5 separate regions of the Mus musculus genome follow, and all the other regions are linked to region 1. A link is a loop called in an ENCODE intact Hi-C map of the cell type or tissue named here. Cell type or tissue: gastrocnemius. All regions are shown on one strand.

Region 1 (5,000 bases):
TTGGGATTTTAGAACATGGATCTATTGCCATCTGCAGACAACCATTCTCCCATTAAGAGACAGCTCTTTGCCTGCTATTGAATGGGCCACCAAGTTACTATGCTATCTGAGCTACCTATCATGAGCTGAGTAGTATTTGGTTTTACCAGCCATAATACCAAGCCATGAAGTAGGATGAACATAACAGCAAACCATTATCAAATGAAAGTAGAATATATTGTGATCAGGCTCCAGTAGGTCCTGAGCAAGATATATGAAGAAGTTGTCCAAGTGCTTGTTTTCTACTTCTGTTAAAGTGTCTTTTCCTAACAAGCATGTACCTATGATCTCATGGGGTGTTTCCTAGAATCAACTGACTGAGAAAAGAAAAGTTTGGAGACCAAGGTTTCCTGATGGTTCTGCACACTATGCAGGCACCACCCAGGTGTGGAAAGCTGCTGCATTATAACCTCTTTACAGAACAACCATAAAAAATGCCAGTGAAGAGAAATCTTCATTGTAAAGCAAACTTTGGGCAGGTCACATGGTTGTAAATTCTGCTTGGAATGAGAAATGGCCAGATGTGACTGTTTTTGAACTCATGGGCTGAAGCCAACAGATTGGCAGGATGGTTAGGGACTTAGGAGCATGAATGGAAAGTTAGTGAGAAAGGTTAACTAGGGAAGATGGGGACAAATCTCTCCAAATGGACAAATGATGTAAAGATACTTGTGGCCCATATAAATGTTCATCAAAAGGTGACTTTTGCAGAGGGGTTATTCAATAATGAAGTAGAAAGGATGACCCATTCTGTACACAGTCAGCCTCTTTCCCCAGCCATCTCTGTTACTGTCCAATGGGCCCATGAACAAAGTGGCCATGTTGGCAAAAAAGAACGTTATACATGGGCTTGACAACATGGACTTCCAGTCACCAAGGCTGTTCTGGTTATAGCAGCTGCTGAGTGCCAGACCTGCCAGGAGCAGAGACCCAATTCTGAGCCCCAGATATGGCACCATTCTCCCAGGTGACCAGCCAGAGACTTAGTGGCAGTCTGACAACACTGGACCAGTTCTTCCATAGAAAGGGCAACTCTTAGTCCTTACTAGAATACTTACTCTGGTTATAGATTTGCTTTTCCTTCTGCCAAAACTATCATCCATGAACTTACAGAATGTCTTATCCATCATCATGATATTCCACACAGAACTGCTTCTAACCAAGTAACTCACTTCACAGGCAAATAAATATAATAGTGGGCTAATGCTCACGGAATTCACTGGTCTTACCATGTTCCCTACCTCCTGAAGCAGCTAACTTGACAGAATGGTGTGAATAGCCTTTGGAAGACATAGTTACAATGGATATCGGTGACAGAACCCTGGAAGACTGGGGCAGGGTTCTCCAGAAAGCAGTATGTGCTTCAGCATCTAATATATGGTTCAGTTTCTCCCTAGCCAGGATTCAGGAATCCAGGGATCAAGGGATAGAAATGGAAATGGTTCCACTCACTATCACCCCTACAGTCCTACAGGAAAAACTTTTACTTTCTGATACCACAACCTTAAGTCTGCTGGCCTACTAGCTTGTGTTCCAGAAGGGGGGAGAACTTTTCTGCCCAAGGCATAACATACATTCCATTGAACTGGAAGCTTAAACTTCTTCCTGAAAACTTTGGGCTCCTGGTGCCCTTTAGAGTCAACAGACATCATCATCATCATCACAACAACAACAGTGTTAGGAGGGGTGGCCCCTCTAGACTTCCAGCGGCTAACTGGATTGCTCTGAAGGCCATGTCTTGAGTACAGCAGATCCTTTAGGGCATCTCTTGATGCTACTTCTTCTGTATTCCAACATATCCTGAACACCAGTAGCTTTCTAAGACTTCTCTAGGACTCCAGCATAATATTAGGACCGCTGGGACATCCAGTCTGGTTCTTGGCCCTTCTGTCAGGAGACAGCCATTGCTGGACTATCTGGGCCACACCTATAGGTTACTCTAATAAATCCCCTTTTGGGTGTGTATAAAGTCTATTTTTTTCTTTCTTAACAAAAATTGTATTTACTCATATTTCTATTCATTACTTTATTATTTTTGTTCTTTTGACAATTTCATACATATATGTAGCCTATTTCTGACTCCTGTCAAACTTCTCCCTCTTATTTCACTATTACCTCTATGACTCCCTAGAATCCTATTCACACATTACATTTTTGTACTCAGTGATGCACTGAGTTTAATTAGGGTCACCTGTGTGACCAGGGGTCTGCTACTATTCATCAGAGAACGATAGGCTGATCAGGTGGTACACAAAAGATAACATTGTTTGCTCTCCCCCAACCCAAATCCATTAGTAGTTCATAGTTCAGCAAGGAAGGGGAGGACCAAATGGACCCTTCTCAGATATATGAAGACTGTAGATGGGACCAGTCTTGTATAGGTCCATTGCTGCTGCTGCTGCTGCTGCTGCTGTGAGATCATGATTTTCATTGGCTGTGTCACGGCCACATGACAGTACTTTGCAGCTCTTCTCATTAGCTTCCAGCTCTTCTACTCTTCCCACTCCTCATTCTACACTGCTCCCTGAGCCTCAGAGAGGTAGCCTGAATGTTTTGTTTTTTTTTTTTTTTTTTTTGAGGGCTGAGCACTTGCCCACTACTTACTCTCAGTATCTTCAGCAGCCATGTGACTCTAAATTTTCCTTATTCATTATACTTTTCAAAGTAGTGTTTAACTCACGAACATAAACCTAAGTATTTTAAAGGCAGCTTGGCGCTTTATCAATTTAACTAAACAACAACAGTAAGTTCCCTTCCAGGGTCAAAGACCTCAGGCATAGGAAGTTAACTAGGTTCACAGTTCCAGGCATGGACTCCCTCTTGGGGAACAGGCTTCAAAACCAAGCACAGAGCATCTGGTTGTTTCCGTATGGTTGTGCCACTACTGCAATGAGTACATCTTGCCTACAAGTTGGTATTATGGGTGGCAGAGATCTCTGCGGTGCGATCCTCATTAATGCCTTTCTCCTCCAGTCTCCCACATACAACTTCTGCACTGTGAAAACTAGCCAGCAGGGGGAGCTCCCACCTCAGTTCTGCTGTGAAACAAGACATGTTGCCTCAGCACTGGGGAAATTGGACTTTTGCTCCCCATCTGAATTCCTTTTGTTGCTCTCTCTTGACTTACTGCCCTAGGTAAGATTTGGCATACTAAACTAAGTTCTAAAAGAGAACTGGAAACTTTTAGGTTGTTTGTTTTTGTTTTGCTGTTGTTTTTGATGCAGTGTTTCAATATATGGTTTTAGCTGGCCTGGAACTAGATCAAACTAGGCTTAAACCAAAGAGATCCACCTGCTTCTGCCTTCTGAGTACTGGCATTAAAAGTCTGCACCACACAAAGTCTGAACCTTAATCTCATTCTAGATTTTGGAGGAACTTCTCCTATTTTCCCCTCAATTAGTATAATGTTGGCTATGGGTTTTATTCATATGCATCCTTTTTTATGTTTTGGTGCATTCATTTATGCCCGCTGAGCTTTTATTATAAAGGAATGCTGAACTTCTGAAGCAAGGGCCTTTTCTGATCACCTGTGATTACCGGGTAATTTCTGCTCGTAAACCTACATGCTGGTTTACTCTATGGTTTATTCTATGTTGTGTTAAACCAACACTGCATCCCTGGAAGGAAACCACAGTGTTCTGGAGTTTTGCTTCTGGAGTTCTGTTGAGAATTCAAGTTTTCTTTTTGTTGCGTATTTATCACTGTACTGCTGGCTTCACAGAATGGTAGTACTCCTTCCTTTGCTATTTTTCTGTAAAGGAAATTTTTGTTTGACTTCGGCAGTGGATTCCATCTGCTCTTGCATTCTTTGTTGGGAGATCTTTTATTACTACTTGAATTGCCTTATAGCTGCTTCAATGTCTTTGATTGCTATGCATCTATTGAGGCTGTTAATACCATACTGACTCAGTTTTGATAGACCTAAGAATTTACCCATTTTTTTTCTAGGTTTACCAACTATTTAGAATATACCCTCCTTCTCTGCACTTCACTAGGACCTGTAGTTAACTCAGCTTGTTCATCTCTAATTTGATGGAGTCTTGACAAGCCAGGACTTGCCAATCCTGCTGAACTTTCCAGGAGCCGACTCTCTGTTTCCCTCTACACAGTTCTTTCATCCTTCAGTTCACTGATTTCTGCTCTGACCATCGTTACTTCCAGCTGTCCCCTGCTGCTGAATCTGGATTGTTCTTGCTTTTCTAAGACCTTGAGGTTATCATTAGGTTATCTGGGATATTTCTGACTTTTTAAATAGTAGACACTCATGTCTATAAACTTTTTTCTCTTAAAACTGACTTTCAAAGAATTCAAGATTCCATGAACACATGTAAAATTTGTGTACTAAATTAAAGGCAAAAAAGAAAAAAGTTTTCTGTCACTGTATTGCTTTTGTTTTTGTTTCTTTGAGATTGGGTCTCTCTACAGAAACCTGGCTGTTCTGGAGCTCTGTAGACCAGGCTGGTCTCAAACTCACAAGATCTGCCTGCTCCTGCTCCCAAGTGCTGGAATTAAAGGTGTATATAACTACATCCAGCTTAATAGCATGTTTTGTAATATTAAGTATTTTGAAAACTGTATTACACAACTATTAAAACTTCTCATAGCTTACATAACTCAAGCTCAGTCTCTCAGGTCAGAAATTAAGCCACTGTTTGAGATTTTCACTCCGTCCTTTGATGTGGAGGGAGTTGTTCGTTTGTTACTTTTCTGGAGACCAGGGCTTCCTCTATAGCCCATCATGACACTGAACTCACTACATAGCTCAAACTGGTCTTGAACTCTCCTTCCTCATCTGCCCATGTGCTGGGATTACAGGCATACACTACTCCAGCAGCTCAAGGCCATGTTCTTCAAGCACCTGGACAACCAAACAAATTGATTCTGCGACCTAGAGTCACTTAAGGGATCAAATTCTAAAAGGATAACATTCTCCTTATTAAAAGCAAAACTTGTAGCTCAAG
Region 2 (5,000 bases), 62 kb after region 1:
GTAGGCTGTCATTGCCACCGCCGCCTCGAACAGCCCTTCCCCCGCTGGCCTCCGGGCTTGGATCGCTCCCGGGGTTAGAAGTTAGGGTGTCCTGAGGCTAGGCTTTCTCTCCGACCGCTGATCTCTGTCGCTGATCTGTCCCGGAGGCTGGAGTCAGTCTCTCTCCGCTTTCTTCACTTAAAAATGTAAGGCACACACCGCCACGCAGTCGATGGGGCTTCTGAAGGCTGCTGAAAACGGGTAAAAAGAAGGCCAAGAGAGATTCCGTGATTTTTTTCTTTTTAATGTCGCTTAAATTCCAAAGCAAGGCCCAGTGGTGATCCAAGTTGGAGACTAGAATTCCCCAATCCGAAATTCCTCAACTAAACTGACGGACAACCAAGTTAATAAAACTTTTTGCACGGATGATAATTCAGATTGAAGACTAGTTCACCATACTGTAAAGACCTTTAAAAGGCCTAACATTTATGCATTTCAGCCTTTCGAACAAACCTTTCCAGTAGGACTCAGTAGCCTGACCTATCTGATGAACAGAGCACTGGAGGTTCCAGGATACATGCCCAAGGGCTGATAAGTACCAAAATGGTTTGACTCTAAGAACAAATCGAGAAGGATGGCTCTCCAGAAACAAGGGCCTTCCCAATGCCCAGAACCAGAGTTTGAAGGACTTGTGTGGAATTGGCTGTGCACACTTACAAAAGAGGATAAACCCAAAAGATAGTTTGCTCGGGGCTAGCCTGTTCTACTTGGGGATTTCCAGGCCAAGCAGAGCTACAGGGTGAAGCTCTCTACTCATCGGATGGGGAGGGAAAGGCGCTCTGACACTGGACTTTGAAATGAGTTTTCTTCAATGCACTTGAATTAAGTCAGTGTTAAAATGTGTTTAGAAGCAGGATGTGGAGATGCTCGCTTTCATTAGAGGCAAGCAAATCCTCCTGAGTCAACCACTGCTCCATAGTGTGGCCTTGTCTCAAAAACAAAAGTGTGGACGCGCACTCAGACAACAGCCTGCAGCCATCAACCATTAGCCACATAGGAAGATACCAACTGGGTGATAAGATGAAACAAAACCACAATTTTCATTTCACCACAGAAAATCCACAGAGCTAGTAGCCCACGGACAAAGTGGTATAGCTGTAAAAGAAGTCTCAAGTCTAGGTAGGTTAGTGATCTTCCAAGATGCAAATTAAGTTAATGTTTCATTCCACTGAAACAAAAGGACAGAGATTGGCTGTTTCTACGATCCCTTCTTGAAAGCTGCAACATGGATACTGGTTTCTTTAGATGACGTCAGCGGTGATGGGAGTGCTGAAGAGAAATGAGAGAAGATTAAAGGGCCTTTGGTGCTTTCTGCATCCAGGACCCTGGAAAAAGTCCTTACTCACAGCACATCGCCCCAAATAGCATCCCAACGTGTCTACTTCACTGCTAAACAGCTAGAACCACTACCTCCCTTTCCCTTTCTCACACCGGCTCTGAAACCCCTGATTAGCTCCTCTTTGCCCTGGCATTCCATCTTTATCTTTGAAACTTAGATGTGGCTGAGCCCTGCCCCCCCCCACACACACACACACCATCACCATTCCATTACTAAATAGCCTCTGTCTCATTCCTCCCCTTGACTGGCTCCTTCCTGGTTGTCTCTCTAACCTTCACTGCTGGCTTCTTGCTCTCCTTTCTTTGCTCAGGCTCCAGCCACTGGAGCATTAATTCATCTGACTGTGCGCCTGTGTACAAAGTCCTATTTTTTCCCCCTTCACCCCAAGCCTCTCATTGCCAATGGAGGTTCTAGCCTTCACCCAGCCTCCTCTCTAATGAACTCAGTCAGTTCTTGTAAACCAATATTAAGTATCCATCAGCCCATTCCACACCGTAAACTTTGCTAAGCCATGCATAGTGGTGTGACAGGGAGTCTAAACCAAGTCATCATGGAAAGGAAGACCTGGTTAACTAAGGAGTGTCCCTGCCCATGCCCACCCATGTTTAAAGGGCAGATATCACTCAGCTCCGGACAATTCCTGCCATGCAGGGATGTTGACCTCATGTTGCTAGAACTTCCAGTTACTTAAGAGAAGCTAGAAATCCAAACTTATGTATAGATGTCTCTAATTTTTACACTGTGACAGCCAATCACATTTCTCAATTTTGTGCAGCCAAAGTAAGTTAGCTGTCTGAGTTTAGCTTGTAGAAACTGAGTGGACTAGCTGTAGTCTCGTTGGCAAAAGGCATACACTTCTGAGTAAAGATTGGCTTATATCCTAACTTCCTTTCTTCTGCGCTGTAAATGGTATTAGAGATTATGTGTTTATGAGATTATGAATTAGAGATTATGTACAGTTTGAATGTATATCGCCCTCATTCATCCCCCCTCTTCATTAGATAAAAACTGTCAATTGTTCTTCAAGTCTTTTATTTTATTTGTTTGTATAACTGTTTTGCTTGTGTGTATCTAAGCACCGTGTATGTGCAGTGCCTGAGAGGGCCAGAAGAGGGCACCAGATCCCCTGGAACAGGAGGTACAGACAATTATAAGCCACACTATGGGTGCTGGGAATCAAACCCAGATCCTCTGAGGAGCGGCCAGTGCTCTTAACCACTGAGCCATCTCCCCAACCCCTCAAGGATCATGTCCAAAGTCTCAAGGTATTAATTCTACCCTCTCCCCACCTCTACAGCAGCTCCCCATCCCTCTATCCCTACATACCAAAGAATACAGGCTCTTTTGAACTAAGACACTTGTTTCCTAGCCGCTGGGAGGGTTAATGGCCAGTGCCAGTAGCCCTCAGCTGAAGCCTGCTCCAGAATTGCCCTCTGCTGAGGAGAGCTTCTGCATGACACATGACAGCACTTCCAGGAGAGCCTTTTCAGACTAGATGTTAAGTTCAGGACAGATCCACTCTGAAGGCTTTCTTGGCTCCAGAGCTCCCCTGATCAGGTCAGCTCCCAAGAAAATGACTGGCTGGAGCTTTATCTGTGACTACATTTTATTCTGCTTCTATTTCTCCTCAATACTACTCCCTCTGTACTGCACAATGTTGATTCCCAAGAACACCAAGTGCCATGAAGGGAGCCTGATATAGTGGAGCTGAATTAGCCTATGAGTAGCTGGCAGTGAGGACCTCACAGCCTTGTGGGCCTTGACATGCACAGACACACATGCATACACATAAATTAAAGCCTTTTTAAGAAGAAGGTTGGAATATAATACAAATAGAAGAGTGTACCAGTAGGTTCAATCTAGCAGGCTTTCTTCTTCTTTTTTTAATGTAAGGGAATTGGTAATTTAAGGACAGGAATAGGGCATATACCTGTAACCTTTGTAATTGGAAGATGAAGGTAAGACAGTGGCAAGTTCAAGACCAACCTGAGTTAGTGAGACCCTGTCTCAGGACAGCAACACATGAGGATGAACTTATGTAACTGTGGATGCAGTAAATCTATACCATGGAGAAAGACAATGAAAGTCTGAGAACGATTAATTACCAAAGACTAAGGATAAAAGTCAAAGCTGAGTACAGACTACGGCTTAATTATAAGAGCAGTGGAACTCCAAAGTGATTCTCAGGTCTGGCAAGTCTGCTGAACCAAGGTCTGGACTAGCAGTTGGGGAAAGTACTAGGCCATGTGTGGCAGGTCATCTTTCTCCACGCATTTACAACCCTCAGAAATCCATATCACCTTGAGGACTCAAAAGCTGCATTAAGGGCAATTTATTGCCTCATCATCTCTCACCCATAAGTATATCTACCTTGCAAGACCAAACAAGCCCTCAGAATCTACCAACCCCTTTTCACCTGCCTACCAGACTAATAACTAAGGTCAAGCCACAAAATAACCCCACCAAGGAAATGTTAGAACCACTAATGGAGGAAAGGCAATGTGTATATTGAAGATAGAGCCAGCCGTTTGTTTGTGTGTGTGTATGTGCATGTGTGTCCCTGTGTGTGTGTGCACGCGCGCATGCGTAGAAGCTAGGAGAGCATGGGATCAGGTCCCCAGATTGCTTTGGGAAAGGAGGGAGGAAGAGAAAACATAATGCTAAGCAAAGCAGAGTTTATTGATGTAAGAACATCCCTGTACTGTGGGATCTACATCCTGGCCAGGCCTCCAGGAAATGATGCTAATGGGTTACTAGGATGGTTCTAGGAAACTTAGAGAAAGCAATGGCCTGGACTCACGAAATAGAAAAACAACGGAATAAGAGACATAGTCACAGGGAAGCAGCCACATGTACTGCCAGCACTCAGATGCTCAGGCAGGAGGATTGTGAGTTGCTGGCAGCCTGAATACATAAGCAAGTATGAAAACAGCTGAAGCTAACTACAAGACTCAGAAGAAAGAAAGAAAGAAAGAAAGAAAGAAAGAAAGAAGGAAAGGGGAAAAAAAAGACTCAGAAGAGCGGGATGCTACAGTAGGCATAAAATGTACCCACCTCTCCAGCTGGTGGTGTTCTGCCTTCTTTCACAAGCTGGCAAGAGGGGTTCTCTGTAGGCCAGGGCTGCTGATAGACAGTATTTGAGTTAGGAGCAGTAGGCATCACAGTATTCCAGATTAAGTAGTGTTGTTTTAGATGTCAAGATTAGAGTGAGCCAGACTCCCAGAGAGCTATGCACATAGTTAATAGAACACTGGTAGAAATATAAGTGGGCAACCAATCAGTTCCACTACATAATTTTTAAAACCCACAGATAGAGGAGGAAGAGACTGAGAGAAACTCCCTTCTGGTAAACAATCGCTTGCCCCATTTCTTGATCCAAGTCAATTTCCACACTGTTTAAGAAGACTGTATTCCTAGCGAGTCAATGAAACCAAGTGCCCACTGGTCCTCCTGGCTGTAGAAGTGAACATATTTAGTTGCTGATAGAGTCACCAACTCTACAGCAACAGTTTTGGCCTGTGGGACAAAAGCTGTCATAGTGGGAAAGGTCGGGTGGAGGCCCCTGAACCTGTTCCTGATCATCCCAACCAAAAAAGCGTACATTTTCAAAACTAACCCGCTG
Region 3 (5,000 bases), 92 kb after region 1:
GAAAAACAAAAACAAAAACTTTTTTTTTTCTTTTGAAGACAGGGTCTTCCTATATACCAAGTTGGTCTGGAACCTGCTATGTAGCCCTGGGCTAGCCTCCAACTCACAAACCTTCTGTAAGTGCTTCTCCAATGCACATCCAGTCAAGCATCCCTTCCCCCACCCCCGGGGAGGGTGTTGAGACAATCCTAACAGAATTAATATGTAACCCAGGTTATCCTATGTTATGTAGCCCAGGCTGGCCTCTAAGGTCATCCTCTTCCTAAGCTTCCCTTCCGGAGAATGAGACACAGGCACCAACTGCAACTAGCTAAAAAAAAATTTATTTTTATGTGTCTATATGTATTTATGGTATGTGTGGGTGTGTCTGTGTGTCTGTGTGTGTGTGAGTGTAGGTCAGACAACTTTGGGGAGTTGGTTCTTGCACCTTGGTGAAGTTGTTTCTGTCAATCTGCACATTCCAGGCTCCTTGGCCTCTGAGCTCCCTGCTGAGCCTCCAGTCTCCACCATCCATCTAGCCATAGAAGTGCTGGGGTGACACATGTGAGTCTCTTCATTCTATTTCTGGGTTCCAGGGTTAGAAGTCAGGCCCTCAGGCTTTGCTGAAAACACTTTTAACCATGGGATCATCTCACCAGTCTCTCTCCCCTTTTCAAAGATTTAACTTTTTTTGTGTGTGAGTATATGTGTGTGTATGTGTGCGTGTGTGTGCACGCACACATGTACTTGCACATAACATGCATGGAGGCAGAAGAGGGAATTAGCTGACCTCTTGTCACTCTCCACCTACTCTTCCTAAGGGAGACTCTCTCTCTCTCTCTCTCTCTCTCTCTCTCTCTCTCTCTCTCTCTCTCTCTCTTCTCTGAACCAGGGGCTTGCACGAGTCTGGAGACCAGCAAGCCAGTGAGTGATGCAATCCCTTTCCACATCCAGGCAGAGCTGGGGTTGCAGGTGGTATCCGGGATGCACAGCTGGACACCTGAGTGATGGAATCTCATCTTGCCCCTAGGGTCATCTTCTTATTCCTCACAGGTAAAACTACTTTGTCACAGTGTAGCATAGACACTTCCTGCCTCTGTGGCATTTCCCTGGCCTCCTGACACTCACCTGCTACATTTGTGTCTCCCTTCAGGCCAAGTCATGAGAAGGTCAGTGAGCAGAGTCACTAGACAGCCAGCTGCTGGAAGCCAAATACAGGTTGACCATTGAAAGGACACTTAGTAGAGACCTGGGGCCTTTTGTTTTATGTATGACTCAGATGGGAAACACATACACCTGGCTGAGAGCTTGCCCCAGGCTATCAAGCCAGTTCCACACTGCAAAGCCACCACAGTGGGTTCAGTGGGGTTCCCTATTCAGGAAAGGTCGGCCCCTGGCCAGGCTGCACTGGACAGCTGGTTCCCTGATTACAGTCCTTCGCTCCTACTTTTGCAAAGGAGGGCTTTTCTTTCTGGATGCTTACACCCAGGTATAACACATTGACAAGGAAAGGTCCAGCCCTGAAGCCGTGCAATGTGTAACCTGCACAACTTCTAAGGCAGCCCTGAGTATGAGAGCAGGCTAGAATCAGGAAAGCCCGGTGCTAACTCTCACTTCTGCTCTTTGTTCTCAGCTGAAAACCGTAAGCCGGCTGACCTTTCTAAGTCATTTGTGAAGCTGGGATAATCACAGTGCCTCCCTCCTTCTTGGTGTGTGATGATTCAAGTGAAATCACTCACATGTAAAATTTTACCGCAGGGCGTGCTACACTGAAGATGTGCTAATAATCATTATTTCCTGTGGCCAACTTCTATTATACTTTTAAAATCAAGGTACCCTTCCTGGGAAGCCTTTACTGATAGCCCCCTGGCTGGGTTAAGGACATTTGTATATTTCCATGTCGGTTTGTGCGGCCTCTCATCCTGCCAGGCTTCCTCCCGGAACTGTAGCCTCTAGAGGTCAAGGACTGTGTCTTTCCTATTTAGATCACCAGTGTCTAAAACAATGCTGGCACACAGTAGGTACTCAATACATGCAAGCTGAGTGAATGGATATATGCATAAATGAATGCAAAAATGATGCAAAAATTAATCCATGCTGATTTTGATGGGACCCTGGTAAGCTAAGCTTGTCTTTTATATTTTCTGTTAAGAGCGGGGGTGGGGGGGCGGTGCGTGGCTGGGTGGTGGTGCTGGGGAGGCAGAGACTTGAGCAGGGATCAGAGCCTGGACCTTTGGCAAGAGCAGCTTAGGCTCTTCCTGTGGTCATTTTTCCGTGGAAGGAGAGCAGAGAGAAATCTTGCTCTGGAGCTGGAGTTTGAGAAGGAAAACAAGCCAAGTGGTTCACCTAGACAATGGCCTGATTCTCTCTGAAGGGGAAGGTGGGAGCCACAGGGAACCAGACAAACATCCTCTTCCAATTTCCTTCCTCTACACTCGGCTCCCCTGAAGTGGCCAGCCAGAGGCACCCCGGCCCTTGCTTCATAGCAGGCGTCTTCAGACCCCAGACTGGCCCCTGAGATACTGAGGGTGGGCGGGAGCCGCCGGCAGTCTGAATCACTCCTAACCACAATGGCCTTCGAGCGAGTGACAAGAGGCTTTCTGTTTCCAGGGCCTGTTCAAAAGTGGAGTTTATTTCTTATTTGTTTGGAGGCACTCAGTGCTTCCACGCGTGCCTCCACGTCTGACAACAACCCAGAGTTGAGTTTAGCAGCCTGCACAGATCAAATTATTGAATTTCAGAACATCTGGGTATATTTTTGAAAAAACAAAACCAAGTGGGGTGGGGGACCTAAAATCTAAAGCTGGGGGAGATGCAGCTGTGCAGGAGCAAATGTGAAAAAGAATTTAGCAGCCCAGATGCCAAGGGGACCAGCGTGAGTCAGCTGGAGGGTGTGGGTGCCAACAGCCGCAGGGAAGGCCTGGACTGAACGGAGCATCCAGGAAAAGAAAGGTGCGGGCTGCCTCTGCATTAGCAGCGGTCAGACCACCCTAGACGACTGGCTCTGTCTGAAGGCCATCATGTGACAGGAAAGGGTATACTCTGAGGACAGTTACAAAGAAGGGGGAGGAGGACAGAGGAGGAGGAGGAACCGTAGGAGGAGGAGGAAGAAGAGGAGCATTGGAGGGAGAGAAGGAGGAGAAACACTCAGAACTTAGAGAAATCGGGTGTGGTGGAACATACTTGGGAGGCTGAGGCTGGAAGATCAAAAATCTGAGACTAGCCTAAAGTCTTGCTTGGTGAGACCTTATCTCAAAATAAACAGTGAAGAAGCATGCCCAGAACACAGCTCAAGGGGAAAGAGCTGGCCCAGCTTGTGCAAGGCCCTGGGTTCAAGCCTCAATACTGGAGAAAAGAAAAAGTTGGGGAAAAGAGAGGATAGTTTGGGGGAAGAAAAGGGCTTGAGTCAGGCACGGGGTCTACTGCTGGCTTGTGCAAGTGAGCTCCTATCCAGCCGTGTGGCCTCAGCTCCCTCCACCTCTTCTAGAAACCTTCCTTCTCTCTCAGCAGAACCAGCCCCACCTCCACAGGAACTCCTGCTTCCGGGAGAATCAGGCTCCCACAGGACAGGCCCTGGAACAAGGAGCCATGTTTTGAGGGTATAGCTGAGCAGGGACTCTTGTTTTATCTCTGCTTCCCTAGTTTTTGGCAACCTGACTGTTCTTCACCAGTGTCTGACAGTTGAATTAGTTGCCCAAAAACTGTTACAGTTTTGACCATGAGGAAGAGAGGCTGTTCTTTCCATGTGGCTTTGGAAAGACGGAAGTGGAAGAGAGGGGGGACATGACAAGACATCGGACTTCAGCAAAAATCAGGAAGTGTTCATAACAATCGTGATGACAGCTTTATTGTGCCTTACTCATGCGATGTCCTGTGATAAATGACTCTAAACCGCCTAGAGCAGCAAGAAACGCTTTGTTTGTTGGCTCACCACAGTTCACACCAGCCAGAAGCCCACCACAGTTCACACCAGCCAGAAGCTCACCACAGTTCACACCAGCCAGAAACTCACCACAGTTCACACCAGCCAGGAACTCAGAAGCCAATGAGTAGATTGGTTCTGGCAGGGCACCTCTCCCAGGTTGCAGAACCTGTAAATGACACTCACATCCCTGTTGCTAAGAGGCCTGGGTTCCTCCCATGATCCTCTCTGTGGAGTGGGTTAAGTGATGTCACAACATGGCAGCTGGGTTCCCAGAGAGCATGCCATTAGAGGAAGAGAAGGAGACTATGGTGCCTTTTGTGACCCAGCCTGACAAGTCTCACTGTCATTTATACAACACTCCAGTGGGAAGACACTGAAGAGAGGCACGGACGCGCTACCTGGTTATAAAAGTGAGGTCATCTAGAAGGCTAGCTATCACATTAGGCTATGTGTTTTTCACGTGGCTTCTGCTTTGTTTTTTTCTGCTAAAAAACAACTGGTGTGGTGATGCTTCCCAGCACTGGGAAGGCAGAGGCCAGCCTGGTCTACAGAGCAAGTTCCAGGACGGCCAGGAATACACAGAGAAACCAAGGAGGTGGTGAGGTTATTAGGAAAGAACCAGTGTTGACCAGTTAGTGCTATGCAGTACAGTGTCTCCTATAACGTTATAGTCAGTGTTGGGCAGGGGATGTCTAGTATGTGAGAAGCTCAGGGCCCCCAACTGGAAGAATGAAAGGAGGAAAGAAGGAAGGAAGGATGCAAGGAAGGAAGGGAGGGAGGAAGGAAGGAAGACCACGGAAGAATGTAATGAACTTGTCCATGGTTACACACTCATAAAGTATGTGAGCTTGGTTTGACCCAAATATCTGAAATCCATACTCTTACTGTGTGGTTTCAATGACAACAGGCCCCATATGTTTCCCAGCTGGTGGACTGTTTGGGAAGGGCCAGGAGGTGTATCCTTGTTAGAGGAGGAAGTGTTTTTGTTAGAGAAGGTGTGTCTCTGGGGGTGGGCTTTGAGGTTTCTTTCTTTCTTTCTTTCTTTCTTTCTTTCTTTCTTTCTTTCTTTTTTCTTTCTTTCTTTCTTTCTTTCTTC
Region 4 (5,000 bases), 100 kb after region 1:
GTGTCAAGAGAAAGAACTGTAGTTCTCTCTCAACAAGGAGGTGACCCATAACACACACACACCATCACCATTCACAAGGGCATCCTTGGGAAGGGCTTCAGGAAGCAGTCAAGAAGACCAAGAAATTAAGCTTAAAGGAGATGGGGACTCAGATGTGGATGCCCATACGAGGCTCAACAAATCTGTTTGTAGCAAAGGAATGAGGTGCTTGTCCACAAAGCACAATGAGGATGTGTCACCAAACAAGCTCTGCTTGTGTGACCTATGTCCCTGTTATTATGTTCAAAAATAGACAGACAGGCTGGAGAGATGGCTCAGTGGTTGAGAGTGCTTGCTGATCTTAACAAGGACTCGGGTTCAGCTTCCAGCAGCCATGTTGGGTAAAACTGTGGTTCCAAGGAACCCAGCACCTTCTTTTGGCTTCCAAGGGCGACTAAAATTACATTGTGCACACAGACAAGCAGATGTGTGCGCGCGTGCGCGCGCACACACACACACACAAGAAAAAATGGGGCTGGAGAGATGGCTCAGAGGTTAAGAGCACTGACTGCACTTCCAAAGGTTCTGAGTTCAAATCCCAGCAACCACATGGTGTCTCACAACAATCCATAACAACATCTGACACCCTCTTCTGGTGTGTCTGAAGACAGCTACAGTGTACTTAGATGTAATAATAAATAAATCTTTAAAAAAAAATTAATCCCAGCACTCGGGAGGCAGACGCAGGCGGATTTCTGAGTTCAGAATCCTGGTCTACAAAGTGAGTTCAGGACAGCCAGAGCTATGCAGAGAAACCCTGTCTCGAAAAACCAAAACCAACCAACCAAACAAACAAAAAACCAAAAAAAAAATTTTTTTAAAAAATTTATAGACAGTCAATGAGGATGAGAACTAACTGTTGAATGTCAAAATTATAAAAATGAAAAATAATAAGCAAATAAGATAAATATCAATTAAGAACATCATATTATTTGTCCAGTGTAATAACAAATGCCTTTAATCCCAGCTCTTGGGAGGCAGAGGCAGGCAGATCTCTGTGAGTTCAAGGCCATCCTGGTCTTCAGAGCAAGTTCTGGAACAGCTGGGGATATAAAGTGAAACCCTGTTTTGAAAAAAAAAAAAAAAAAAAAAAACAGAAACAGGCTGGAGAGATGGCTCAGCAGTTGAGCAGTTGAGAGCACTGTCTACTCTTCCGAAGGTCCTGAGTTCAAATCCCAGCAACCACATGGTGGCTCACAACCATCCATAATGAGATCTGATGCCCTTTTCTGGAGTGTCCGAAGACAGCTACAGTGTACTTAAATATAGTAAATAAATCTAAAAAGAAAAAAACAACAAAAACAAAACAAATAAAAAAACCCAAAACTCCCGATCACAACCCTCTGACCCCACATGTACATGCAGTGAGCGTGCCTTCTCGCATGAGTGCACACACATCAATCAAATGAAAAGCTCTGAAGATATCTCTACTCTGCAGTATTATGTGGTCAGCCAAGACTCAGCTGTTTACATAAGCACTTTTAACCACTAAGACAGCTCTCCAGCACTCCCAGCTCCCTCCTTCCCTCCTTCCTTCCCCCTCTCCCCACTGCCAACATTTCTTCCTATCCACCTTTCCTCCCTCCCTCTCTCCCTCTTTCCTTTCGTGTGTGTATGTGTGTGTGTGTGTGTGTTTGTGCGTGTGTGGGGCCCAGCACTAACCCAGCATAAGCAAGGCCTGTCTTCAACCTCTAGGACCACAAAACAACCTCTTCTGAACAAACCCTGAACCACCCTTTCCTCATCCCTAAAAAGAGAGATTTAGACCCCCCTGGTCCATAAACCTCAACTCTAAAATTCTGACTTTGGGCCTGGAGGTAGCTCAGTTGTAGTGAGCTTACTGGCTTGCTGGGGTTTGATTCCCCAGTAGCACAGAAAGTCAGGCATGATGACACAAACCTATAATCCCAGAACTTGGGAGACCAAGAAGAGGATCAGAAAGCTCATGTCATTCTTTTTGTTTGTTTGTTTTGTTTTGTTTTTCGAGACAGGGTTTCTCTGTATAGCCCTGGCTGTCCTGGAACTCACTCTGTAGACCAGGCTGGCCTCGAACTCAGAAATCCGCCTGCCTCTGCCTCCCAAGTGCTGGGATTAAAGGCATGTGCCACCACACCCGGCTGGCTCATGTCATTCTTAGCTACACAGTTTAAGGCTAGTCAAGAGGTACAGGAGATCCTGTCTAAGAAAAAAATTAAACAAATAAATAAAATTCTGAATTTGCAGGTTACTTTGAAAAAACAAAAAACAAAACAAAACCACCACCACCAACAACAACAAAACAAACAAACAAACAAACAAACCACTCAGGCAGTGCAATACCAAACATTGCCAGCAGAGGTCAGGAGAAGTCCCTTAAAGCTCAGATCAACTTTCTTCCTGATATGTAGTATTCTGGGGCTGTTTTTCCTGTTCCTTTGCTTAGCCTTGTACTGTGTGCTTTTTACCTTATTTGTCAAACATAAAACCTTTACTCCCCTGATGGGCGAAGGAAATTGCTTGGTAGCAGGTGACATGTGGGGTGGTTTTATACTCAGGGTGAGTGTAAATAAAGAGACTTAACACAGCAGACAGAGTCTTGTCTACCAAACCTTTTTGTTGGTTTTTACATTTTAAGGCAGGTTCTCCCTATGGAAGGAGCCCAGGCTTGTCTGGAAAGGGTGATCCTCCTGGTTCAGCCTCCTTAGTACTGGGATTAAAACAGCCCCATGCCCCACCTGTTTTTGTTTTGTGGGGACAGGGTCTCACTAAGTAGCTCTAACTGTACTGGAACTTGCTACGAACCAGGCTGGCCTTGAACTCACAGAATCTGCCTGCCTCTGCCTTCCCAGTAGTTACAGGTGGCTCCAGGTGTTGAGAACTGAACTCAGGTACTCTGTAAGAGTAGCAAATACTCTTAACCTCTGAGCTATCTCTACAGCTCCCAATTTACCATTTAAAAAAATATTTACCTCAGCAAAATTCTTCTCAAGCTGGGGTATAGCTAATATTTCTCTCTCTCCCATTTTCATTTTAAAAAGTTTGAAAGGCTATATGTGATGGTGATGGTTTGCAGTGGAGTCCCAACACTTTGGGGCTAAAACAGGAAGGTAACTACATATTTATGATTAGCCTGGGGTGCATATTGAATATCATGCCAAGCAGAGCTACAGCCAGGCAGTGGTGGCACAGGCCTTTAATCCCAGCACTCGGGAGGCAGAGGCAGGCGGATTTCTGAGTTAGAGGCCAGCCTGGTCTACAAAGTGAGTTCCAGGACATCCAGGGCTATACAGAGAAACTCTGTCTTGAAAAACCAAAACAAACAAACAAAACAAAAAAAAAAAGGAAGAAAGAAAAGAAAAAAGAAAAGACCCTGTCTCTAGAGGGAAAACAAGTATTGCTATTGATAATGGCACAGACATAGAAAGGAAACACCTCTCCACTATTTAAAAGAACAAGACAGGGGCCGGAGAGATGCTCAGAGGACCAAGGTTTGATTCTTAGCACTCACATGGTGGCTCACAACCATCTGTAGCTCCAGTTTCAGGGGATCTGGAGCCCCCTTCTGTCCTTTGTGGGGATCAGGCATGGATGTGTTGCGTTGTACAAACATGCATTCAGGCAAAACATCCACACACATAAGATAAATCTTATATTAAAAAAAAAAAACCCAACACGATAAAACAGATGGTTCATGCCCGTAATTCCAGCACTGGAGAAGATCAGGAATTTGACCCCGTTTCAAAAAATAAAACAGAGAGAGAAAGAAAGAGAGAGAGACAGAGAGAGAGAGAGAGACAGAGAGAGACAGAGACAGAGGACCACGGTAGGAGCCAGCCATCAGTTCTGCTGTTGTACTGAGTTGCCTACTCCTCAGAAGATTGTTCATCTCAGGGATTCACTTTTGACCTCTCAGTGTGTTTTGTCTAGCCACTTTTTCTGGTTTATGTCAACTTGACACAGAGAAGAGGGGGCCTTCAGAAATGTCTCTATATTGCCGGGTGTGGTGGCGCACGCCTTTAATCCCAGCACTTGGGAGGCAGAGGCAGGCGGATCTCTGAGTTCAAGGCCAGCCTGGTCTACAGAGTGAGTTCCAGGACAGCCAAGGCTACACAAAGAAACCCTGTCTCAAAAAAAAAAAAAAAAAAAAAAAAAAAAAAGAAAAGAAAAGAAAAAAAAAAAAGAAATGTCTCTATAACTTCAGGCTGGCTTTGTAGTGGTGCTACACACATTTAGTTCCAGCACTCATGAGGTAGAGGCAAGTGGATCTCTTAGTTTGAGGTCAGCCAAGGCTACACAGAGAGATCTTGAAAACCAAAAACCAACCAACCAAACAAAAAAACCCAGATCAGGCTGTAGATCATGCCTCTGGGACATTTTCTTAATTAGAGATTGATAGGTGGTATCATCCCTGAGCTGGTGTTCCTGGGTTCTATAAGAAAGCAGACTGAGCAAGCCATGCAGAGCAAACCCATAAGGAGTATTCTGCAGGGTCTCTGCATCTGCAGCTGCCTTCAGGAAGTGCAAGCTGAATCAACCCTTTCCTCCCAGGTTTCCTTGGTCATGATGTTTTATTGCAGCAATAAAAACCCTAATTAAGACTCTGCTCTCTGTCATTACTGCACTCTTCCCCATGCTGTGACAGCTCCTCCAGGGCAAGGTTTATGCTTTACCAGACTAGTGGACTAGGTTGTGGGAGGAGCCAAAACAACAAGCAGCTATATGTGGCGGGCAGGAGAGAGAAGCTGCAACATGCTGGGCTTCCATAAAGAAATATGCACACTGCCAGACAAAGAGGCAATGAGTTCCCAAACACCCACATCTGGTGTGGCACCCATCTCCTGGCTGTAACAGCATAAAAGTCCAACAAGGACAGGACAGAGACAAGACCTGCTATTCCTTAGGAACCTCCCAAGATGCACACTCAAAACCTAAGATGAAAGAGATGGCAGGTGGGTGTGGCGGCACATCCCTAGGATCTCAGC
Region 5 (5,000 bases), 170 kb after region 1:
ACCAAAATGTGTGAAAGCAAGTTCAGGGCCGAAACTGGAGCTCAATAGAATGCATGAAGCTCTAGTATCCTCAGCATCCCATAAACTGGGCTTGGCGGTGCGCACTTGTAGTACCAGCACTCAGAAGGCAGAGGCAGGTGGATCTCTGTGAGTCAGTCTGGTCTATACAGTAAGCAAGTGGCTGTGAGCTGAGGTACTTCACAGGTGCCAGGCCCTGACCACAACTAGGAGGGGCTAGCCTCAGACTTGAGCAGGTGGGTCAGATGAGGGAACAGCTAGATGGGAGTGCTGGCTGGGGCAGAACAGGACAAGAGTGGGGCTAAGGAGGTCTGTCACTGTGAGAATAGTAGTAGTAGTAGTAGTAGTAGTAGTAGTAGTAGTAGTAGCAGTAGTAGTAGTAGTAATAGCAGCAGCAGCGGTAGTAGTCCAGATGATTGGCAGATATGACTCAAATTGTGAGGATTGTCTGAAAAAGCCAAGTCAGGAAAGAAGTGGCCAGAGGGGAAGGGAAAGTCCTAAGGGGTCAGAAAGAGGCACAGCCAGTTGTTTGGCCAGTCTGGTTTTGTTTGTTTGTTTGTTTTTTGCCCCGCTTGCTCTGGTTGCTATATCTAAGTACACAGTAGATGTCTCCAGAAGAGGGTGTCAGATCTTATTACGGATGGTTGTGAGCCACCATGTGGTTGCTGAATTGAACTCAAGACCTCTGGAAGAGTAACCAGTGTTCTTAACCACTGAGCCATCTCTCCAGCCCCCAAAAAACTATCTTAAGGTGGCAAAATCATGCCCCTGCCAGAGCACGAGACAAATCATGGTTAGCTGCTGCGGACAGTCTGAAGCAGCCCCATATCCCACACCTGGGATTAACAAAAACATATTCACCTACCATTTCTGTGTTTTAAAGAAATCAAAGTTCTCACTACATGTGGTGAGGTGGGAGGCAGAGACAGGAGAGTCTTGTAGAAGCTTGAGGGCCAGCCAGCTTGGGAACAGACACCCTGCCTCAAACCAAGGAGGAAAGAGAGGACCAATGCCCAAGGCTGTCCTCTGATCCTCAGAGTGTTCTGTGGCAGTCACAAACCTGTCCTCACATACACGTGAATATATACACACTCATCATACACACACATGCACAAAAATAAGTGCATGAGTCAATACAAATATAAAAAAAGAAAGAGAGGGGCTGGTGAGATGGCTCAGTGGGTAAGAGCACCCGACTGCTCTTCCAAAGGTCCAGAGTTCAAATCCCAGCAACCACATGGTGGCTCACAACCATCTGTAATGAGATCTGACTCCCTCTTCTGGAGTGTCTGAAGACAGCTACTGTGCACTTACATATAATAAATAAATAAATCTTAAAAAAAAAAAAAGAAAGAGAGAACTCATGGAACGGAGCTGTGGATGGTACCAGGCAGTAGTGACCGCATCATGCACGTCCCACCCCAGCAGCCTAGTCCAGCTCGTCTAAAAGAAAACAAAAACCCATGAAACTGATTACAATGTGCCATGACCTCACCCCAGCTTCCTATGCAGCAGAAGCAAGTCGCACAGTATCTGAGAGAGGCTTCTAGAACCGCAGCCTCTGCTGACCAGCTGGAGAGGCTGTCCTGTGCTGTCTTGTGGTACTGCGGCATAAGGCCCAGCAAAGGTTTCTCCCAAAGGTCTTCTCTTGCCTCCCTGTGATGTTCTTCACAGAGACAGCAAGGGCTGTGGGGAGACAGTGACTGTGACTGCAGAGGAACCGAGTGGAGAGGAGGTAGCAGCAGGCTCGGGTCACAGAGCTTTCAGGGAGAGGCCAGTGCCCAGGAGCAGAACACGTGGATGTTAGACCACCCAGAGTGACAACAGCTATTTGGGCCACATCTTCTGGGATGAAGAAGAAGGAAACTTGCTGTGGGGCTGCTTGTCCTCACTTTCTTTGACAAGCTCATCTAGCCTGCAGCTGAGGAAGCCCCTGGTATTAGAACTTACTCCTTTGGGATTCCAGTGGAAGACCAGCATCTCTTTAGGAATCCCGTAGTTATATATGATTTATTAGAGTGGCTCACAGGCTGTGCTCTGGAGAGTTCAACAATGGCAGTCTCACAGTGGAAAGGCTAAGAATCCTATAGTTGTCTGCCAGGCTGCAGTTCCAATCCGGTGCTGGTCCAAATTTAGGGTGTGTTTCCCTATCTTAAGTGATTGATCAAGAAAACCCCCCATACAGGCATGCCTAGTTGCTTGAGGTTTAGTTGATTTTAGATATAGTTAAGTTCACAGCTAAGGTTAGCCATCACATTCAGTAAATTCTTTTTTTCTATAATTTCTTTGTCTGGAAAAGTCTCAAGTGTCTTTTCTTATAAACACACCTGACCCTCCCTAGCCTAAGAAAGCAGGAGATGTCTGTCTGTCTGTCTGTCTGTCTGTCTGTCTGACTGACTTGGAAGTTCTTGCCTTTTCTGGTCTGCTCAAACAACCTTCTGTTGGGAAAGCTCTGCCCCAGAGTGTCAAAGAGGTAGGATTCAGCTGGACAAGAAACAGGAAGCTGCGTCAGGACCCGCCTTCCACACTGGGCAGTCAAACTGCGGATCTGAACGGAAGACTGTTGACTTGGTGACCTGCCCAGGCAGCCCAGCCGGGGGATCCTGAGATGACACCGAGCGAACTCTTGTGACCTGGGCTTTAAAAGTGCATTCGCAATTGGTTGTCTGTATGTCCCCTTACTCACCTAGGCCTGGCACTTAGTAGGGACTCCTCAGACATCTGTCACTTGATTGAGCCAGGGAGTAAAGTGAGACGCCCTTCACACTCCCAGGTTCATCCCTGGCCTGTGCTGCGAACCAGCAAACTAGGCCACATGCCTGACCCAGTTTTTCCAGTGCAACCTGCCAAGCCCCGGGGGCAGCAGTGGGTCCAGAGCCAGCATCCGTGGTGAGTCAGGAGCTTCTCTGCTGCCGCCTGGGACAGAGGCCTTCCAGACTCGCCCAGCTACATTCAGCTGGAGGGGAAAGGGGCCTTTTTAGGGTAGCTGGAAGCGGGACTCCGTGCAGCACTGCCCCCTAGTGGCCATGGGGAAGCTTACAGGGCTTAGGAAGCGGGTCCCAAGATGATCCCCAACGTTGAGTGTGCCACTAGCTGGTGTGAGTGTGCTACTTTAAAAACTTGGATGGATGGACACACTTTTATGTTTTTTCAGCTTGTCAGAATTTGAATTACAAAAAAACAAAACACAAAACAAACCCCCACAAGCTATGATGATCTCGTTGGCAGTCATTTCCCAAGTCCCTCCATTGCCCTTGATAGCTGGCAAAGGCAAGCACGGGTTTGCTCCTCACCCCACCAGTATAATATTTTTATTGATTATCTGGGAATTTCACATAACGCACTCCAAGCACATGCTTCCCAGTCCTCTCAGGCCCATTGCTCCCACCCTGGTATCTTACCGGAAGGAGGAGGAGGAGAAAAAGAAAGAAAAAAAAGAGAAAAAAAATACTAAGTCCATTGTGTTGTCCATATCCTCACTGGAGCATGGTCTAACTTCCAGTGGATAGCCCCTTAAAGAAAATGGAGTCCTTCCCCACACCGCCAGAAGCCATCAGCTGTGGAGAGCGCCACTTCAGCCCCCTTACGACAATTTTTGAGAGTTCTCTTCCCTGGTTTCCTGTCGAGACTGTTTCTTTTGGGGGGGGAAGGGAGAGGTTGTCACAGAAGCCTTCTATGTCTTTCTCAACTGAAGCACAAATTCTTTTATTCCAATTTTAATTACTTTAAACTCTTTATTATTTGTGAATGTAAAGTTGTGGGGGGAGGTATAGACTGTGTAGGAAGTTATGTGGTGTGTGTGTTGGGGCCATTATCACCATTTTTGAGCCAAGTGTGAAGCAAGCTTCATTACATGCTGGCCTGGATGATGGACATTAGCCAGGTCCGTATCCGGGATTCCCATTTGGTCACTGGTTGTGTTCGTCAAAGGCCTTACTAAAGCAAAAGCTACAAGGCCACATACTTCCTGCCGTCACCCAATCAGGGACAAGCACACATCCTGGCATACTTCCTGTCTATGTCCCGCCCACCTACATGTGATCAAGCACATCTTGTGTGGTTGATGCAACCAAGCTTGTTTATAGAAGTAAAAACATGTGACTTGTTATTTCGCATGTACAGCAGTTCCCAGCATTCCAGGAAGTATATCTTGGGCAAGTGGGGCTTACAGGTTAAAGGCATTTTTGTTTTATAGATCTCTTATTACAGTAATCTAAACTTAAAACTTCCCTTCAGCCATCATAGTAGGCATGTGCTATGGTGCCTATGTAAAGGTCAGAGGACAACTCTGTAGAGTTGACTCTTTCTGACTTTATGTCGTCACCAGGTTTGCATGTCAGGGGCCTCTACACCTTGAGCCATCTCGCTAGCCATTCCAATCAATTAGTAATATTAACGCTCAGATCATACAGTACACAGTGGTTAGAAAATGAACACCTGCTGGGCAGTGGTGGTGCACGCCTTTAATCCCAGCACTTGGGAGGCAGAGGCAGGTGGATTTCTGAGTTCAAGGCCAGCCTGGTCTACAGAGTAAGTTCCAGGACAGCCAGGGCTATACAGAGAAACCCTGTCTTGAAAAACAAAAAACAAAAAACAAAACACACAAAAAAAAAAAAAAGAAAAGAAAAAAAGAAAACGAACACCTCTGGAAGTGCTGGGCGAAGACTGCAGGGTCAGGGTGGAGCTGAGCCTCCAGGCCCAGTCAAGGTGTCCAAGCGCGATGAATGGAGACCATAGATGTGAAAGACAGACAAGGGTCAGACTTAGTCAGCCGGTCTGGGAGGAATGAAGTTATCCCAGGGGACACCTGCCCCTCACTGTGGCTATCTGGACTGTTAAATGGCATCCAGGGGACAGGCATACCCCCTAGGAACTGTATGTTAGGAGAAGGAAATGGTGGGATCCTGGAATCGGATGGCTTTGCCAGATCTGAACCAGAGACTGCTTAGTCATCATAGTTGTTGCCTTCTATTTAAACAGCA

The links. Hi-C counts contacts between places; a loop is a spot of excess contacts. Peaks named below come from ENCODE experiments on the same cell type or tissue, not always from the same donor. Only the 100,000 strongest peaks of a DNase experiment are listed, where the experiment ranks them.
Region 2: it touches region 1 in a loop (2.5-fold over the local background); 7 of 42 quality-filtered maps call a loop at or near these places.
Region 3: a loop joins it to region 1, with 2.9 times the contacts of the local background. A loop is called at or near these places in 19 of 42 quality-filtered maps.
Region 4: a loop joins it to region 1, with 3 times the contacts of the local background. A loop is called at or near these places in 18 of 42 quality-filtered maps.
Region 5: a loop joins it to region 1, with 14 times the contacts of the local background. A loop is called at or near these places in 20 of 42 quality-filtered maps.

The regions. Positions count from the first base shown.
Region 1 is chr11:79,396,597-79,401,596 of GRCm38, reverse strand. The region is part of intron 5 of Nf1 (neurofibromin 1); the gene reads right to left. Among named protein-coding and RNA genes, the nearest start is that of Nf1, 59 kb to the right of the region's middle. In gastrocnemius, no CTCF peak of the experiment used is centred here; a DNase peak (open chromatin) is centred at 3,047.
Region 2 is chr11:79,334,404-79,339,403 of GRCm38, reverse strand. No RefSeq gene overlaps it. Among named protein-coding and RNA genes, the nearest start is that of Nf1, 3.0 kb to the left of the region's middle. In gastrocnemius, a CTCF peak has its summit at 2,489 (motif pointing right); a DNase peak (open chromatin) is centred at 2,500; H3K4me3 peaks cover 801 bases; H3K27ac peaks cover 1,041 bases.
Region 3 is chr11:79,304,651-79,309,650 of GRCm38, reverse strand. It overlaps Gm30561 (a long non-coding RNA gene), which reads right to left and starts at 4,132. Exons shown (of 5, transcript XR_880031.2): 1 at 3,992-4,132. In gastrocnemius, no CTCF peak of the experiment used is centred here; a DNase peak (open chromatin) is centred at 2,905; H3K4me3 peaks cover 712 bases; H3K27ac peaks cover 2,206 bases.
Region 4 is chr11:79,293,783-79,298,782 of GRCm38, reverse strand. No RefSeq gene overlaps it. Among named protein-coding and RNA genes, the nearest start is that of Gm30561, 9.2 kb to the left of the region's middle. In gastrocnemius, a CTCF peak has its summit at 2,363 (motif pointing right); a DNase peak (open chromatin) is centred at 2,366; H3K27ac peaks cover 526 bases.
Region 5 is chr11:79,222,659-79,227,658 of GRCm38, reverse strand. It overlaps Gm30470 (a long non-coding RNA gene), which reads right to left and starts at 2,974. Exons shown (of 3, transcript XR_880030.1): 1 at 2,705-2,974. In gastrocnemius, no CTCF peak of the experiment used is centred here; DNase peaks (open chromatin) are centred at 2,590 and 2,932; H3K4me3 peaks cover 1,063 bases; H3K27ac peaks cover 3,073 bases.